2 separate regions of the Homo sapiens genome follow, and region 2 is linked to region 1. The links are chromatin loops, found by intact Hi-C in ENCODE. Cell type or tissue: mammary epithelial cell. All regions are shown on one strand. Links, peaks and the distances in the headings refer to the core of each region. The heading gives the core; the rest is flanking DNA. Region 1 has its middle 120 kb from the start of FAM124B. Region 2 has its middle 63 kb from the start of SERPINE2.

Region 1 (8,342 bases), core at 208-8,207:
GCTTGGAACATTTGCTCATCCAGTGTAGGAATTTGATTACAAATGCAAGTGTCTTATATATATCCTAAAGCTTAAACAACTCTGTCTCTACCCACTTTTGATTTATAACTCTAAAATAGGAATTTTTCTATTAGCTGCTTCATTTCTAGAATGTGTCCATGTAAAGGGACTACTTACTATGGTGTTCTGAATGTTGCCCTGTTTTTGAGGGTATGGTGACCCTACTAGACTTGGGTCATGTCTCACTCATCTTTGTAACCCCTGTAGTGCTTAGGAAAAGTAAAGATTGATTAAATGTAATTGAATTGTACTTTTTGTCAAAATTTGGACAAATTCATTCTAGTTATATAAGCCAAAATTTCGGGAATTATTCTTGACATCTACTTATTTCTCATACTGTATGTCCAATTCATCACTGATATTTATCCCCTAAATCTTTCTAAAATCTCTTGCCATCTCCAGAGCAGTATCCTAGTCCAAGTCACCATAATTTCTATGAAAGTCTGTCCCTTCATTTGTCTTTCTCCATACCAACTCCTCTCCAGTCCATCTCAGCCCAACAGCCAATCATCTTTTCTTTTCTTTTTCCTTTTTTTTTTTTTTGACAGAGTCTTGCTCTGTCACCCAGGCTGGAGTGCAGTGGCGCAATCTCAGCTCACTGCAACCTACACCTCCTGGGTTCAAGCAATTCTCCTGCCTCAGCCTTTTAAATAGCTGGGATTACAGGAGCCTGCCACCATGCCTGGCTAATTTTTTGTATTTTTAGTAGAGATGGGATTTCACCATGTTGGCTAGGCTGGTCTTGACCTCCTGACCTCAAGTGATCCACCCTCCTTCCTCCTTGGCCTCCCAAAGTGAGCCACTGTGCCCAGACCAATTGTCTTTTTAAAATGAAAATATAATTATGACACCCCTAACCTCCCCGCTTAAAATCAGCCAGCCACTTCCCATCTCATATTCAGCAAGGTTCGGCAGAGTCCTGCCTCCAACGGAAACGCTGCCTCTTGCTCTCTGCTCTCCAGCCACTGGCTTCCATTCAGTTCTTTGAATTACAGGGCTTTTGTCCTCGCTGCTCTCTCTGTAATAATCTCTGCCTACCTCCCTTCACCTTTATATAGATCCCATACATTAGAAGGCGGGTCAAGGGTCACATCCTTGAGGAAGTCTACTATCCTGCCTTCAAGCTAGGATAATTTCTTTCCTTTGTTCAAAATTTATAATATATATATATATTTTTTGAGACACGGTCTCACTCTATCATCCAGGCAGGAGTGCAGTGGCACAATCATGGATCACTGCAGCCTCCACCTCCTGGGCTCAAGTGATCCTCCTGCCTCAGCCTCCTGAGTAGCTGGGACTACAGGCATGCGCCACCACACCTGGCTAATTTTTTTTTTTTTTTGGTAGAGGTGAGGTCTCACTATGTTGCCCAGGCTGGTCTCAAACTCCTGGGCTCAAGCAATCCTCCTGCCTCGCCCTCCCAAAATGCTGGGATTACAGGGGTGAGCCGCCATGCCCTACCTAGATTTTTATAGAATCTTATTCATTCTTTTCTTAGAAGGTTTACCTTAGGTTGTACTTGTAATTTTAATTCTTTTTGTTGATATCTTATTTGTGTCCATTTACATGTCTATCAATTTCATGAAAGCCAGAGACTTTGTTCATTTTTTTCTTCCTGTTGTATCTCCAGTGCCTAGCATGGTGTCTAGGGTGAATGGATGGATAGATGGATAGATAGATGGATAGATAAATAGATAGATAGATAGATAGATAGATAGATAGATAGATAGATAGATAGATAGATAGATGTAGATAGATGGGTTGGGTGGATGGTTGATGGATGGATGGGTAAATGGATGAACAAATGGATCAAAAAGAGAAGGAAGGAAAATGAAACTGGGTATTGGCGAGTTCTGTGTATAAAAAAAAAAAAAAGGCATCTCCAAGTAGCGTGCTTTTCCAACAAGTCATTCTGCTTAATATCGAGAATAATAATGGTTAATCAGTGTCCACTTAAATAGTGAAGTTCCACAAAAAATGCAATTAATTGAGAATTAACTTTGGTATAATTCAATGCCTATGATAAGATGATTTTGATTAAAAATATTATTGAATTGAAAACCAGAGACCACAGTTAGTTCCTGGGTCTGTGATTTTGGGCAAAATCACCCAAACTCTCCGTTTTCTGGCATCATCTATAAAAACAGAGGCATAGCCAGGGGATTCTCTGAGTAGCTTCCAGGATTCTATGAATTTACTGATTATTATGAATTTTCTCTTAAAATATCCAGCTCTATGAAACATTTATTAATAAGCATATATTGTGATTACTTTAACCAATAAAATGTATGTAATCCACCTTTTAAGCTAGTTTAATGTATTCACATCTAGTAAGATAATAAAGTTTGGGAACACCGATGCTGCCAACACCATGGTACATCTTACCTCCTAGACGTCAAAGACAACTAATGACCAACTGTCAGGTCAAGATTCTTATGTCTTGGCAGTAATGAGATCCCAGTGAGTTGTCCTTTGGGAAGTAGAAGAAGGAAGAGGTAGTATTGGAGAGAGGGGACATTGGGCAAAGGTAGAGTTTTAAAAGCTCAGGATTTTGGAATGTCAGAAGAAATGAGAGTTGCTGAGAACTTTTACTTCGCTGTATTGCCCATGCCCTGGGAATAGATGTTGTGCCCCTGAAAATCTCCCCTCTGCTACCAGCCTGGGTTGCCAATGCCCAAGCTGGGATGTCAGAATTTGTCATTATGCCTGCAAACGCTCAGCCTTCCATTTCAACGGAGTTCTCCAGCCCATCTCAACCCAGCCCAGTCTTCTTCAACCTGACATTGATTCCCTTCCTTACTCCATCCAGGAGGAGAATGAAAAGGGGGAAAAGGAAGAAAAACATCAAAGAGTAAGAATATAAAAGAGAAAGATATATCTATGCCAGTTTTTATCGGTGGAGAGGAAAGCTTGAATTCATCCTGTTACCAGCTTTTTTTTTTCCTTGGCGGAATTACTTTTTCCTTTACTATGGTTACTTAATATTTAAGCCTTCCTTTTCCAGGGACTACATTTCTCTTGAATCTATCCCTACCTTTCTGTAATTCTTAACCTCAGCTGTGCCCTCGAATGTCTTGGTGAGCTTTCTGGAATGATGTCTAATCCAGTAGGTCTGTGGTGGGAGGAGTGGTATAGAGCTCTGTATTTTTAAAAAGCATCCCACAGTCCAATCCCTATCTAGGGCTGAGAATTGCTGCCTTAGTACCTCAAGGGTCTCTGGAATATTTTATTCCAGCCAGAACAAAGGAAAAGCTGGCAGAACAGAAAGAAAAAGGAGAGAGCATAAATGGTATTAGAGGAAAATAATAAACGAGGAGAAAAGACAAGACGGTTTCGTTTAGAGTCCTAGTAGAATTTAGAAAAGCAAAGCGCTTTGGCATGAGTGAGGCCTGGGCAGCATCTTGTTTAACTCCTGCAAGCATAGCCTGGCTCTTCTGAACCCTAATCCACTGCTTTTGAACCTTGAGGTCTTTGAAGGGTAAACCAAGCTCAAGTTAGATTCCAGGTCCAGAGCTTAGCAGGGCAAGGACTAGTGGCAAGTGGCTCTAATTTGGGAGCTTGGGTTCAGGAATCCCCAAGAGTTCTGGTCTCTCCTGTTCCACCCCTGCTGCGGGGGTTGAAGCCGACCACCCACAGCTCTTTGGGGAGGAGAATCTGCTCAGCCAGCAGGGTCATGAGCAAATGGGGTCATGGCAGCCATGCCCCTAGTGTGAGCAGTCACATCACGCAAGCCTCAAGACCACAGCAAATGGAATCTTCCCTGCAAGTCTCAGCTCACGCAGGGACTGCTGCCTGGACTAGCCTGGAGCAAACTGGCTTAGTGTCCCAGGAGATCCCTACGGGGGACAGCTGAGATCTTGAAGAACATGAACGGGAACGTGAAGCAAACTGAAAAGCTTGAAAAAATTATCGGAGGAAAAGTTAACTTAATATTAAAATATGTAATAACATGCCTCAACCTAATTCTGCAGTCTAAATGTAAAACGTGATTTGTGAGTGAAAGTTTGCAGACCTTCTTCCCCAATAGCATTTAAAATCTATAAACAAAAATCTAAATGATGTTGACCTGAAGGCAACACATGCCTTGACTTTGCATTGGCAGACAGTGTAGGTTGAGACAGTTTCCCATGAAAAGTGGTTTCATTGTTGTTGTTGTTGTTTTAGACGAAGTCTCACTCTGTTGCCCAGGCTGGAGTGCAGTGGCGCGATCTTGGCTCACTGCAACCTCAACCTCCCTAGTTCAAGCAATTCCCCTGCCTCAGCCTCCCGAGTAGCTGGGATTACAGGCACCTGCCACCATTCCTGGCTAATTTTTTTGTATTTTAGGAGAGATGGGGTTTCACTGTGTTGCCCAGACTGGTCTCGAACTCCTGACCTCAGGTAATGCACCTGCCTCAGCCTCACAAAAGGTGTTTAACCCATTCACACAGTCTCCTCCTGTCACCTTGTGGCCAAAGGTGAATGTTTAGAAGCCAGTTGCCTAATGTAGGTGAAGATGACAGTTATGCTCCCATCTCATCTGGATAATACCCAATCTAGACAATGCCATGACTGAGAGACCTCAATTATTTGATGAACTTACAATTAGCCTTGGCTTGTCTGCAAAGACATTAAAACCTTTAAGAATGACCTTTATTGTCCAAGAAAGGAAATTTGAGGAGATGGCACCCCCTGCTGGTAAATTTTATCATCATCAGAATTTAATTATTATAATATCTGAGAGCTAAGAAAGGTAAGCATGGCTATTATGAGACATTCAGGCAAGATTGTGATTCCTGCCAGCAGGTCTTCTGTCAGTTCCAGAGCTTCACTTCATCCTTCATTGATATTTGGCTTTATATATGGTTAATCCTGAGGCTATTACCACCTCCTTTCTTTGCTCTAACCTGAGCACCACTACAGTAAAACTGTGTAATGCCTTTGGATGCCTGTCTCCCAAAGCATATTTTCTTCCATTCTTCAAGGTAAAGACAAACACCATCATTTCTTATCTGTCATTTTAGGTTATCTTATTTTGCCAAATTCAGTTGCAAGGAACTCTCCTACTTTGGAAAAAAGAGCTTCCACCATTAACATGGAAATTTCTAGTCTAGATATTAGAACAACATAAACTTCCTTATTCAACAGCATGAGGGGGAATCTAAATCTAAATCTACTTTCGTTCAGTGCTTGAAGGGCTCCAGTGTCACATCGTGTCTTAGTAGTCCAAACCCTGTGGACAACATCAACATGATTTGGTTTGTGGAAATGGCACGCTTTCTTTTCAGGGTCCCTTCTCTTTGGTTAACCCTCCTTCTCCAGGAATAAATGCTTTTGTGGTGCCCCTTGGCTGCCTAAAAATCCCAGTGGTGACACTCATCCTTTTTTTTTTCCCTGCGAGCCTCCATCTCACTGTTGTTAAGATGTTGTTCCCACAGTTTTTTCCTTTAATATCCACTCCCATCATATTTTAAAACATCTGCAGTGATATTAGTCCCTTTCCTATATGATATAAAAAATGTAACATACACAATATCCAAAAAGAATCAAACTGTTCAAAATCTTCCTTCCTTCCCAGGTAAGTAGACACAAGACCTACTTAAGGGAAGGATGTTAATGCTGTAAAACTCAAGTAAACCTAGACCATTTTGGCATAGACCCTCTCACACAGAAACCAGTCTACTTACTTGAAATTGACTGTGAGCTTTGCAAAGCCTTCTGGATATTTCAGCCTCTCCACAATGATATCTGAGGTATCTTTCACTACTTTTGGACATTTGTTGGTTATGAGTGGCCAGAGACCTTTGAACTACTTGGAGGTATCCTGAGACTATAAAAAAATAATAATAATAAGCCAGTGCATTTAACATTGTTTAATTGTATTCATTTATACAATGCAACTCTTTTAAGTTTGCAGTTACCTCTCTCTTATAAAATGGCACATCTAAGAAACTGCACAATTAAACAATTTTGCCAGGATGGCAAGAAAAGTCAGTAGCAATCAGAGACTTACATGTTTGGCAAATCCTGATCAATAGATCAACTGGGACATGGCTTCACTCTTTAAAAGTGACAGAGAGAGAAGTTCTTCAATTTTCCAACTTTCAGAGTCAATAGACTAGATAAGGTTATATTAAAGTTATATAAACCTGAACTAGTAGGATAACCAAATACTTGTTCCCCTCTGAAAAGTTGAAATATTAAAACAAATTTTACCCAGAATGTGTCTCTGGATTTTTGTGGTTGTTTTCTCATGTGTGTGGTTTGGTTTGTTTGTTTGTGTTTTTTTAGACAAGGAAAACTTAATTGAGTAGTAGTTTTATCTCTTACTCATTTTAACAGGAGCATGTATGCAGAGGCCCAAATTGCCAATCACCAGTATTTATCCACATGGAAAAATCCTAAGGACATTAATTATAAATGATTTATCATCCACTCAAATAGCAGGAAGGAGAATTGAAAGGCAAATTTGAAACAGGAAATGTTATTCCTTAAAAACAAGGGCTTTTCCTCATTTCTTTGAAAATAGCTAACTCAAGGATTAATTTCACTATCAAATCAACAGCTAAGACTTACCCTACCATTTCTACCCATTAAGGAGCTATTACTAACAAAGTATCTGCAGATATGGATAACAGCTACTAACGGGGGGCATTTTAGGATTCCCTTATGAAATGGTATCATGGTGGTGCGGGCGAGCAGGGATCCATAAACCCAGCTCAAGTAGGGTGAACTGTGTGTTATAGGTCCACTTGTTAAGATAATTTACTCACTTACAGAAACTTTTTTTAGATTACATATACACTCAACATACATGTCAACTTTTGTATGGAGTGATGATTGCTGTCCAAGGCTGCAGGAAATAGGTGGGAATTTTTATCCTCAACCACTCTGCAAGGGATCCTGCATAAGAACCACCAACATGACCCACATATGGTGGTGAGCTCCACATCCTCGCTATTGCCACTTGGAAGGGGACAGCATCTGCCAAGGCTACCTGTGCTGAGGCAGTAAAGGCGGGCATGCTCAGATCGCCCGAAGTAAAGCATAAACAAACTCTGTTTATGAAAACAGTGCAATCAGCTTGACTATCCAATAAAAATGTGTATTTTAAAAGTATGTTTATACCAGGTTCAACTTGAAAATTTCATTAGGATAATCTGGATGACAGGGAAACTGAATGCAGGAGCTAGCAATAATCACTAGCATTTTTGCAGTCTCATTTGGATGATGGCATTTCCTTTTGTCACCACTGGGAAGGCAATTCAAGTGCCTGTCCCTACCCACAGGATGACTTTTCTCATACACTGAACTGAACCACAACCATCAAATGATCAACCCGACTGAGAGAAGAGCCTGTTTTTGAAAGGGCTAAAATGTCAGTGATTTAACTCTTTCCAAAGAATTAAGAAAACTCATAGTTGATTGTACTTGATGTTATTTTCCCGTCTTCCTGGTTTGCCTGTGACATCAGACAAAGCCATATTTGAGTCTGAGTTTTCTCAGTCATAAGAAAACTACATAAAAATTTGCTAGTTACTTTTCAACAGTTGTTTATTCCATAAAAAGGTTTCCTATAAAAGTAGGATTTTATAAAATCCTAATTACTGCAAAGAAAAATTTCCTCCTGACACACTCAAACCATATAATACTATAGCTAGCTAAATATTAATTTAATGGTAGACAAAGGACATAGGATATTCACAAAAAGAAATATGAATGACCAGCAAATACATGGAAAAGTTTAGCTCTTTTTATTGTCAAAGTAATGCAAATATAAACAGGATATTTTTCCCTCCTATCAAACTGGCAGAGACTTATTTTGGATGATAGTATTGGGTGTTGGCAAGGACGTGACAAGTGTGCAGACTCTCTCATGCACAGCTTAAGGAGGATTAAGCAGTAGAGACGTTCTGGCACCAGTGTGTCCTCATATATAACAAGGGCTTCAAACAGCAAAATTATAGCTTGGCTCAGGAATTCCACTGCTGAGAACCCATAGCTGAACTTGCTAATTTTCCCCTAATATCCATTGTCTCTTTAATTTTTAGGTAATTAAATTCTGAATTTTAGCTGGGCATGTGGCTGCCCAGAATAAACATTACATATCCCAGCCATCCTTACAGTTAGACAGAAACTGACTAAATTCTAGCCAATGGGATATAACTGAAAGTATTATGTATAAGCTCCCGAGAAATGTCATTAAAAGGCAGCTGCAGTAAGTCTTTTCTCCTGTTTTGTGCCACTTGGAATGTAAATGGATGGTGAGGCTACATCTTGGATCGCAAAGATGAGATCCTCAC
Region 2 (8,342 bases), core at 254-8,253, 180 kb before region 1:
TCGGGGATTGCACTGGCATGTCCCGTCCTTCCCTAGAGCAAAGAGTAGGACTCTGAGGCTGAGGACATCCACTGCTATTTCAAAACTTTGACTTTGGTTAACCAAAGAACCATTACCTGTGTATTAGTTTTCAATTGATATGTAATAAATTACCACAAACTTAGTGGCTTCAACCAATACCCATTTATCAGGTCACAGTTCTGCAGGTCAAAAGTCTATGCATGAAGTAGCTAGGTTTTCTGCTCAGGATCACAAAGGCCAAAGTCAAGGTGTCAGTCAAGTTGAGTTCTTGTCTGTGGGCTTCAGGAAAAGAATCGACTACCAAGTTCATTTGGGTTATTGGCAGGATTCAGTTCCTTAGAGTTGTAGGATTCAAGTCCCATTTCCTTGTGGGCTTTCAGCCAGGGGCTGCACTCAGCTCCTACAAGCTGCCTGCATTCTTTGCCAAATGGCCTTCTCCATCTTCAAGCTAGCAAGAGCGTATCCAATTCTTCCCCAGTTCTGAATCTCTGACTTCCTTTTCTGCAATGAACTGGAGAAAACGCTCTGCTTTTAACTCTTTTCTTGTTTCCCCAAGGACAGTCGCCGGCGGCACTTGCGGCTGCAGCATTTATTTGGAGATAACTTTGTCACGAAATACATCGCTTTCATTATTATTTTCACATTGCTTTCGTATATCAATTTTGGGAAAAAAAGCATCATTCTATTTATAGCATTTTGTTTTTAGTAGTGGTATTTCCCATTGACAAAATATAGTAATTCTCGGTCACTGAAAATGTCAAATCCTAGAAAACATAGCATTCCTACGAGTGATGTTAACATCGTTCCCGAACAGTTGTTGGCCAAAGATTCACTGGATGAATCTGATTTTTCCGAAATAGATTATTCTGATGATTCAGACGATTCCCATGTTAGTTCTGTTTAGAAATAATTCCAAGAACAGTTTTTATATTTTATTTTCACATTGAAAATCAGTTATATTTGCTTCAGCCTCAAATAGTGTGTTTATGTAAAATTAAATGAGCGCTGACAGTGAGCTGCACCTTTTATTTTTTTTTTATTTTTATTTTTATTTTTTTTTGAGACAGAATCTCGCTCTGTCGCCCAGGCCGGACTGCGGACTGCAGTGGCGCAATCTCGGCTCACTGCAAGCTCCGCTTCCCGGGTTCACGCCATTCTCCTGCCTCAGCCTCCCGAGTAGCTGGGACTACAGGCGCCCGCCACCGCGCCCGGCTAATTTTTTGTATTTTTAGTAGAGACGGGGTTTCACCTTGTTAGCCAGGATGGTCTCGATCTCCTGACCTCATGATCCACCCGCCTCGGCCTCCCAAAGTGCTGGGATTACAGGCGTGAGCCACTGCACCCAGCACACTTGGCTCTTCATACAGAGCACAAAGTTCAGAGACTGGAGTAGAAGTCGATTTGAGTGAACTGAGATGCATAGAGACTTGTTTTTTGATGGAAGGAGAAAAGACAAGGGCCTTGGCTTTGTTCTGTTTTTGTCAGTTCGTGTCTGGTAGTGTGGGAAGACTGCCACAAAACAGCTTAGCCATGGCTTCAGTCTCCAATCACGGTCAATGGACTCTGAGCCCTTATAGAGAAAAAGCTCACAGGTGTGAAGCAGAAAACAGTGGAGGAGTTCAGGGAAGATTTGTAAGACACTGATTCTCTAAGTACCGCTCCAGGGTTTCAGTGACAGGCTGTGGAGAGCCTCCACTGCCCTTCCAGGTCACTTCACACCCCTTGCATGCCTATTTCAGCATTGGCCTCGAGTGTGGAAGTGCATTCCCCAGAAGAGAACCAAGTGTGGCCAGTGCTCCAGGCTCTCCTAACAGCAGAGGAATGAGAGAGTTCTATCATAATTCTGCACTGGAGAGATAAGTTGGAATGGCTTCTAAAAAAATAAAGATGTTTTGAAAATGAAAGTTTTACTTTTTAAAGAAATATCAATGGCATTTTATAATCTTAGCCAAGTATGAGAATAATGAAATTAATTTATATTTTACCACCCATCATTCCCAGAAACATTTTTATAGTTACCCTTCCTAGAAGTTCCAATGACATGTTCAACAGCTTATTTTCCTGTACTGCTGCTAATATGCATACCAAGAAATGTCTTTCTTTGTTTGGTTCAACTGATTGTATAAAGCCTTCTTGATTATATTACTCAGAATTGTAACTGCTGCTTCCTGGGTGCCAAGGACCTTTATGAAGAAGTTAATTAGCTATTTCCTTTTAAAGGATGTTCAGACATCTGCAGAGAATAATTAATCCAGTGTTGTGTTTCCAGTGTATATATATCACATAAAAGTAGACAAGAATGATTTTTATGTTAGCGATGTCTAAGGGTCCAAGGTTGAATTACGTGGTTATGTGAAACTTGCTTGTGGATGGTTCTTTCTAAGAACGGCTTCAGTGACCATCACCTGTCCCTCCCTCCAATGTGAGGACAGGCTCTGCAATGTCCTCAATGTTATCAATGAAAGGTGTCCTTTAGGTAGCAATTTGAGGATGGGGGTGAAATCATGCCCATCCCCAAGCAAAATGCATATTGCATGGAACATTGGTTTTCTCTCTGTTTCTCAAAATTTTCATGCTTACTCCCACCTCAGAGTCTTTGCACATGCTGTTGTTGTTCCCTTTGCCTGAAATGCCCTTCCTCCAGATCTCCAAAGGGCTCAGAGACTTTTGTCATTCTGGTGGGTGCTCAGATGCTTCCTCCTCAAAGAGGCTGTCTTGGACCTTCCCCTCCATGGTCAATCCCATTGTCCTATTTCATTTCCTTTCTTTTCTTCTTTTTTTTTCTTTTAGAGACAGAGTCTCGGTCTGTCGCCCAGGCTGGAGTACAGTGGCATGATCTCAGCTCGCTGCAACTTCTGCTTCCCAGGTTCAAGTGATTCTCATGCCTCAAGCTCCTGAGTAATTGGGATTACAGGTGCATGCCACGACGCCTGGCTAATTTCTGTATTTTTAGTAGTGATGGGGTTTAGCCATGTTGGCCAGGCTGGTCTCAAACTCCTGGCCTCAAGTGATCCTCCCACCTCATCCTCCAAAGTGCTGGGATTACAGGTGTGAGCCACTGTGCCTGGCCCCTATTTCACTGTGTTTATGACATTTATAACTATCTGACATTATTGTATTATAAGTTTCCTTTTGTATCTTAAGACTTATAATATTATTTTTAGATAGTTGACTTAGGACCAAAACTGAGGACAAATAAATTGTTATATACCCCTAAATTCTAAAATTAGCTCTAAAAAGTCAAGGCCAAGCCCCTGTCTTGGGTCTGACTAAATGGCTGCAGATCTGGCCCTGTTATCCTCAGCAGACAGGGCATAGGGATGGGGTTTCTGGGAAGGAAAGGGGAAATGGAAAGAGCGATAGGGAATCAGGGATCACTGGCTCCATGTAATGGTGGGTGGTTACTTTCTCCATCTCCACCATCATCCTGCCTAGCCATGTGACCCTGGATCTTCAACAGGATTATTCCTAGGGTTTGGGGATTTAGTTGAGAGGAGGCTGTCCATCAACTCCCTGGAGAGATAATTGACTAAGCTTCAGAATGAGCAGGTTTGCACTGTGTAGATAGCTGAGTGGAGTGGAGGGTGGCAAGGGAGTAACTATAAGAGCTTAAAATGTGTCTGGGGTCATTAGCAAGCAACAAGAGTGTTGTCTGCCTCTCACCTGGAAATGTCTGGAGGTGGGAAGCTTAATGGAGCAGACGGGCCAAAAAGATGAGTAAGGACTATAATCTGGTTTACTGGGGAGGATAGGCACTCCCTGTGGTCCACAGAGGGCCTCAGGGGTTCCTGTTGCACAGGTCCAGGAGCACAGAGGTTCAAGGAGAGCACAAGAGTTGCAGTACTGACCAAGTGACAAGGGAGTTATCCCCACCTGGAAAGTGCTGGAAGGAGCTCAGTGTCACAAAACATGCCCATGGTTTACACCAAGGCCCTGTCATTGGCAGACGGTCTAGCAGATGCTTTTCCAATGAAGAATTATTGAACCAGCTCAACTCAGAAGTATGATGCAATAGCAACAGGATGCCTCAGCACTTCACTATCAGCTAGAAGCTTTGTCTAAAGCAGGATGTCTAGTCAATTCCTGGCATGCCTTGATGACCATTTCATAGCAATCCTAGACATGGAAAGAATTCTAGATGTCTTAAGACATGTGTACAAGATTGTACTGAAACAGATGTTTTTTAAATGTGAAGAAAAGATTTTAAACAGGAGTATGACTCAAGAGGGAAGGGCGTTTCTCAAAGTGCTTGAGGCAGAAAAGGAAGTCTCTAAAACAACCCAAATGGTTCCCCAGGGAGCTTTCCCGTGAGTGTACACTTTAAAGGTCAGGCACATAAAGTTAAATGAGCAATAGATAACTAAAAATGAAGGCAAAAGGTGTCTTGTGAAAGCTAATGACTGGACTAAATTAATACCCATGCAAGTGAGGAAACCAAAAGCATCATATTTACTCTCAGAACCGATGAGCAAATATGGCCCAGAACAATGTTTTGGCAACATGGCGCAACACTGACAGGTGAAAGAGATGTCAGAGTTTCCTTCCTCTTATTTCCTTTCCATCTCCTTCTTTCCACTTTGGGGCCAATGTACATCAAATTAGGTGAGTGTGCGAGAAGCATTATTGAACAAAAACTTGAATTTGAATAAATGGAGACAACTGTCATGTTCCTGAATCACAGATGATAAATCTTCAGTTTTTGCCAAAGTTATATATAGAGTTAATGCAAATTCCTATTAAAATTCCCATGAAATTAATTTATATTTTACCACCCATTATTCCCAGAAACATTTTTATAATCACCCTTCCTAGAAGTTCCAATGGCATCTTCACAAGCCATATATCTATATCTAATATATTCCCCAAGGCCACTGTTCAAGAATAATCATGCCACACAGTTCATTACAGCTGAAAACTGAAAATAATCCAGCAGGATATGTAAACAAATCGTGGATTCATACAGTGGAATACTGTACAGCAACTGCACATTACAACATAGATGAATTTCATAGACATAATGTGCTGTAAAATGAGCCAGACACAAAAGAGTACATACTGTATACCTCCATTTACATAAAGTTCAAAATCAGGCAAAACCAATCTAGGTTTTAGTTAGGATGGTGGGTACCCTTGGGAGGTAAACACTGGAAAGGGCAGAAGGGGTTCTTGATTAGGGAACTAGTTGGGGAGGTATTAATTTTGTGAGAATTCAAGTGTACACTTGTGATTTGTGTATTTCTCTGCATGTATGCTATACTTCAATAAGATGTTTATATAACTTACAAGTAAAGAAACATTTCCGTGGGATTTTGTTTTGGAAGTTGACCAAACTCTTCTGCAGTTTATTTTTAAAATTATAAAGGTAAATGTGTATATTGTGGTTGTCCAAAGAAAGAGAGAGTAAAAGTAATTGTCCATGTGATTATGGAGGCTGACAAGTCCCAAGATCCACAGACGGCAAATTGAGAGCCAGTGTTGGAGTTTCAGCCCAAACACCGGCAGGCTTGAGACCCAGGAAGAATTGAAGTTTTGGTTTGAGTTCGGAGGCAGGAAAAACTGATGCCTCAGCATAAAGGCAGTTGGGCAGCAGCTCCCCCTTGCCCTGCCTTGTGTGTTTTATCCAGGCCATCAGCTGAGGATGAGGCCCACCCATGTTGAGGAAGGCCATCTACTTTACTTAGTCTATTAATTTACACGTTAATCTCATCCAAAACCAACCTCACAGACACACACAGAATAATGTTTAACCAAATATCCACGCACCCTGTGACCCAGTCAATTTGACACATAAAATAAACTATCACAAATCAACCCATTGCCAACTTGGCACTCATATGCATCTCTTTAAATCATACTTATTCTCCAAATAAAGAACATAAATAACAAGGTTGTAATTCCATCTAACATGATACAACAATCCTGTGTACGAATAAAAATGCACTAACCAGTTTTCCATCAGAGGATGCAAAGTCCTTGAGTGATGATTACTGTTCTCCTTGATATCTAATAACTTAAATATGTGATAAATACAATGTAGAATTAACAGTAATTAAGTACTATGATATGAAGTCAGTACGTCTTCTATTACATGATAAGGGAATAAGAGAGGGAAGAAAAAGTTGTCTGCTTAATACACACATGCATAAACACACAGATATACACACATATTCCTAACAAAATAAGGAAGAAATTTTCATAACAATTATAGTCTTCTTTTCTGTAACTGGTCATGTGGTCACAGATGGTATTTATAACTGCCTTGTTCCACTACTCATTGTATTATTCCCTTTGCCTTCAGCAAGCACCTCAGGATATCACAGGTCTTTATTGGTGCAGTGACCCAAACCTTTATTCTTGAAGGGTCTGGATCATTAGTAGTCCTGCCTGGATTGGGTTGTTGTAGTTTTCCACTGACCTTAATCACAGGGGTTGGCAAAACTAAGACACTCCATAAGAGATCCCCTATATTTCAAACTTTCTCTTCTTCCTTACCTTGAAAGCCAGGATCAATCATTCCAGCCAACACAGTAACTCCCTTCTTTGCCTGTTGACTCAGAGGCATGAGGAGCCCAAAGTGGGCAGCAGTCTTCACTTCCAGATCAATGGAATCATTGTTGTGTCTCCTGGTCAAAGCATTCCTCTCTCTGGAATCAAAACCTCTAGGCCAGCAAAACAAAGTCATGGGAATAGGAAGCAAAGATTTTGCTAGTGGGTCACTTAGGGGTAATAGTGAATGGTGCCTCTCTCATTTCCACCCCTTGATTCCTGGACCTGAGAATCTTGGCTATGGAAGAAACAGCACCATGTTTTGGACCTGGATTCAGAGCATTTAACACCTTCTAGAGAACTTTTCCCCAGCTCTACAAGTTCTGGCCGCATATTTGGTGTGTAACTGAGTCTTCAATAGGCTATTCTACCATTTCATCAAGCCAGCTGCTTTAGGATGATCATGACCATTGTAAGACCAGTGAATCCTGAATCCCATGGGCATGAGCCATTGCCACATTTTATTTCTTGTGAAGTGAGTTCCTTTATCAGAAGTAATGCTGTGCAGAATACCATGACAGTGGACAAGGCATTCTGTAAGTCCACAGACAGTGGTTTGGCAGAAGTACTGCATGCAGGAAAGGCAAATCCATATCAGACTAAATGTCTGTTCCAGTAAGAATGAAACTATCCTTCCCATGATGGAAGTGGCCCAATATAATCAACTTGCCACCAGGGGATTGGCTGACCACCGTGAGGAATGGTGCCTTATTGAGGGCTCAGTGTTGGCCTCTGCAGCTAGCAGTTGGGCACTCAGAAGTGGCCATAGCCAGGTTGGCCTTGGAGAGTGAAAATCCACATACTGGAGCCATGCATATTCTCCATCCCTACGTCCATGTCCACTTTGTTCATGAGCCCATTGACCAATAGCAGGAGTGGCTGGAGACAGAGGAAGACAAGTATCCACAGAACAGGTCATCCTTTCTACTTGATTATTGAAACCTTCTTCTACTGAGTTCATCCTTTGGTAGGCATTCACAAGGAACACAAATATCTTCAGTTTTTAAAAACAATTCAGAGAGATCTATTCACATACCTCTTCCCCAAATTTCCTTGCCACCAATTTTCCAATCACATTCATTCTAAGTTGTTGGGCAATCTAGCCAAACCAAAGGCCACTGTTCATGAATTGGTATATAATCACATATCTGGCCATTTCTCTTTCCAAGCACAGTGAACAACCAGGCACACTACTCCAAGTTCTCCCTGCTGGGAAGATTTCCCTTCCCCACTGTTCTACAGGGATGTCTCAGGGAGGGGCTGCAGTGCTTCAGCTATTTGCTTTCATGTGACGCCCGCAGAACCATCCATAAATCAGGCCCATTTTCCTTCCTCTTTCAAATGATGGTAAGGAACTCCCCATGAGGCCATAGGCGCAGGCTGGGATAAAGAAGGCAGTGTAGCATGAGTGGAGTCCACATCTTCATGTAACTTACTTGTGCCTTCAGGGCCTGTACAGGTGTGATCACATATATACCATTCCATTTGATGATGGGGTATTGCTGTGCAAGCCCAACTTTAGGGCTTGGTGGGTCAGATGATACCATACCCAGTTCATGAAGGGCAGTCAGGCCAAATGATAACTTGGTGGCCCACAGTTAAGCATTCAATATCTACTAAGGCTCAGTAGCAGGCCAAGAGCTGTTTCTCGAAAGGGGAATAGTTATCCACAGAGGATGCTTCTAAAATTCTAAGGGCCTGTGCTACCCATAGGGACCTACAAAAGGCTCCAAACGGCATCCCTGTCTGTCACTGACATTCAGGTACCACTGAAT

Evidence for each region. A loop is a pair of places that touch in the nucleus more often than their neighbours do. Peaks named below come from ENCODE experiments on the same cell type or tissue, not always from the same donor. Only the 100,000 strongest peaks of a DNase experiment are listed, where the experiment ranks them.
Region 2: it touches region 1 in a loop (3-fold over the local background); 1 of 110 quality-filtered maps calls a loop at or near these places.

What each region holds. Positions count from the first base shown.
Region 1 is chr2:224,279,791-224,288,132 of GRCh38, forward strand. No RefSeq gene overlaps it. Among named protein-coding and RNA genes, the nearest start is that of FAM124B, 120 kb to the right of the region's middle. In mammary epithelial cell, for the core only: CTCF peaks have their summits at 4,520 (motif pointing left) and 7,277; no DNase peak of the experiment used is centred there.
Region 2 is chr2:224,098,242-224,106,583 of GRCh38, forward strand. No RefSeq gene overlaps it. Among named protein-coding and RNA genes, the nearest start is that of SERPINE2, 63 kb to the left of the region's middle. In mammary epithelial cell, for the core only: no CTCF peak of the experiment used is centred there; DNase peaks (open chromatin) are centred at 4,150 and 6,620; H3K27ac peaks cover 2,470 bases.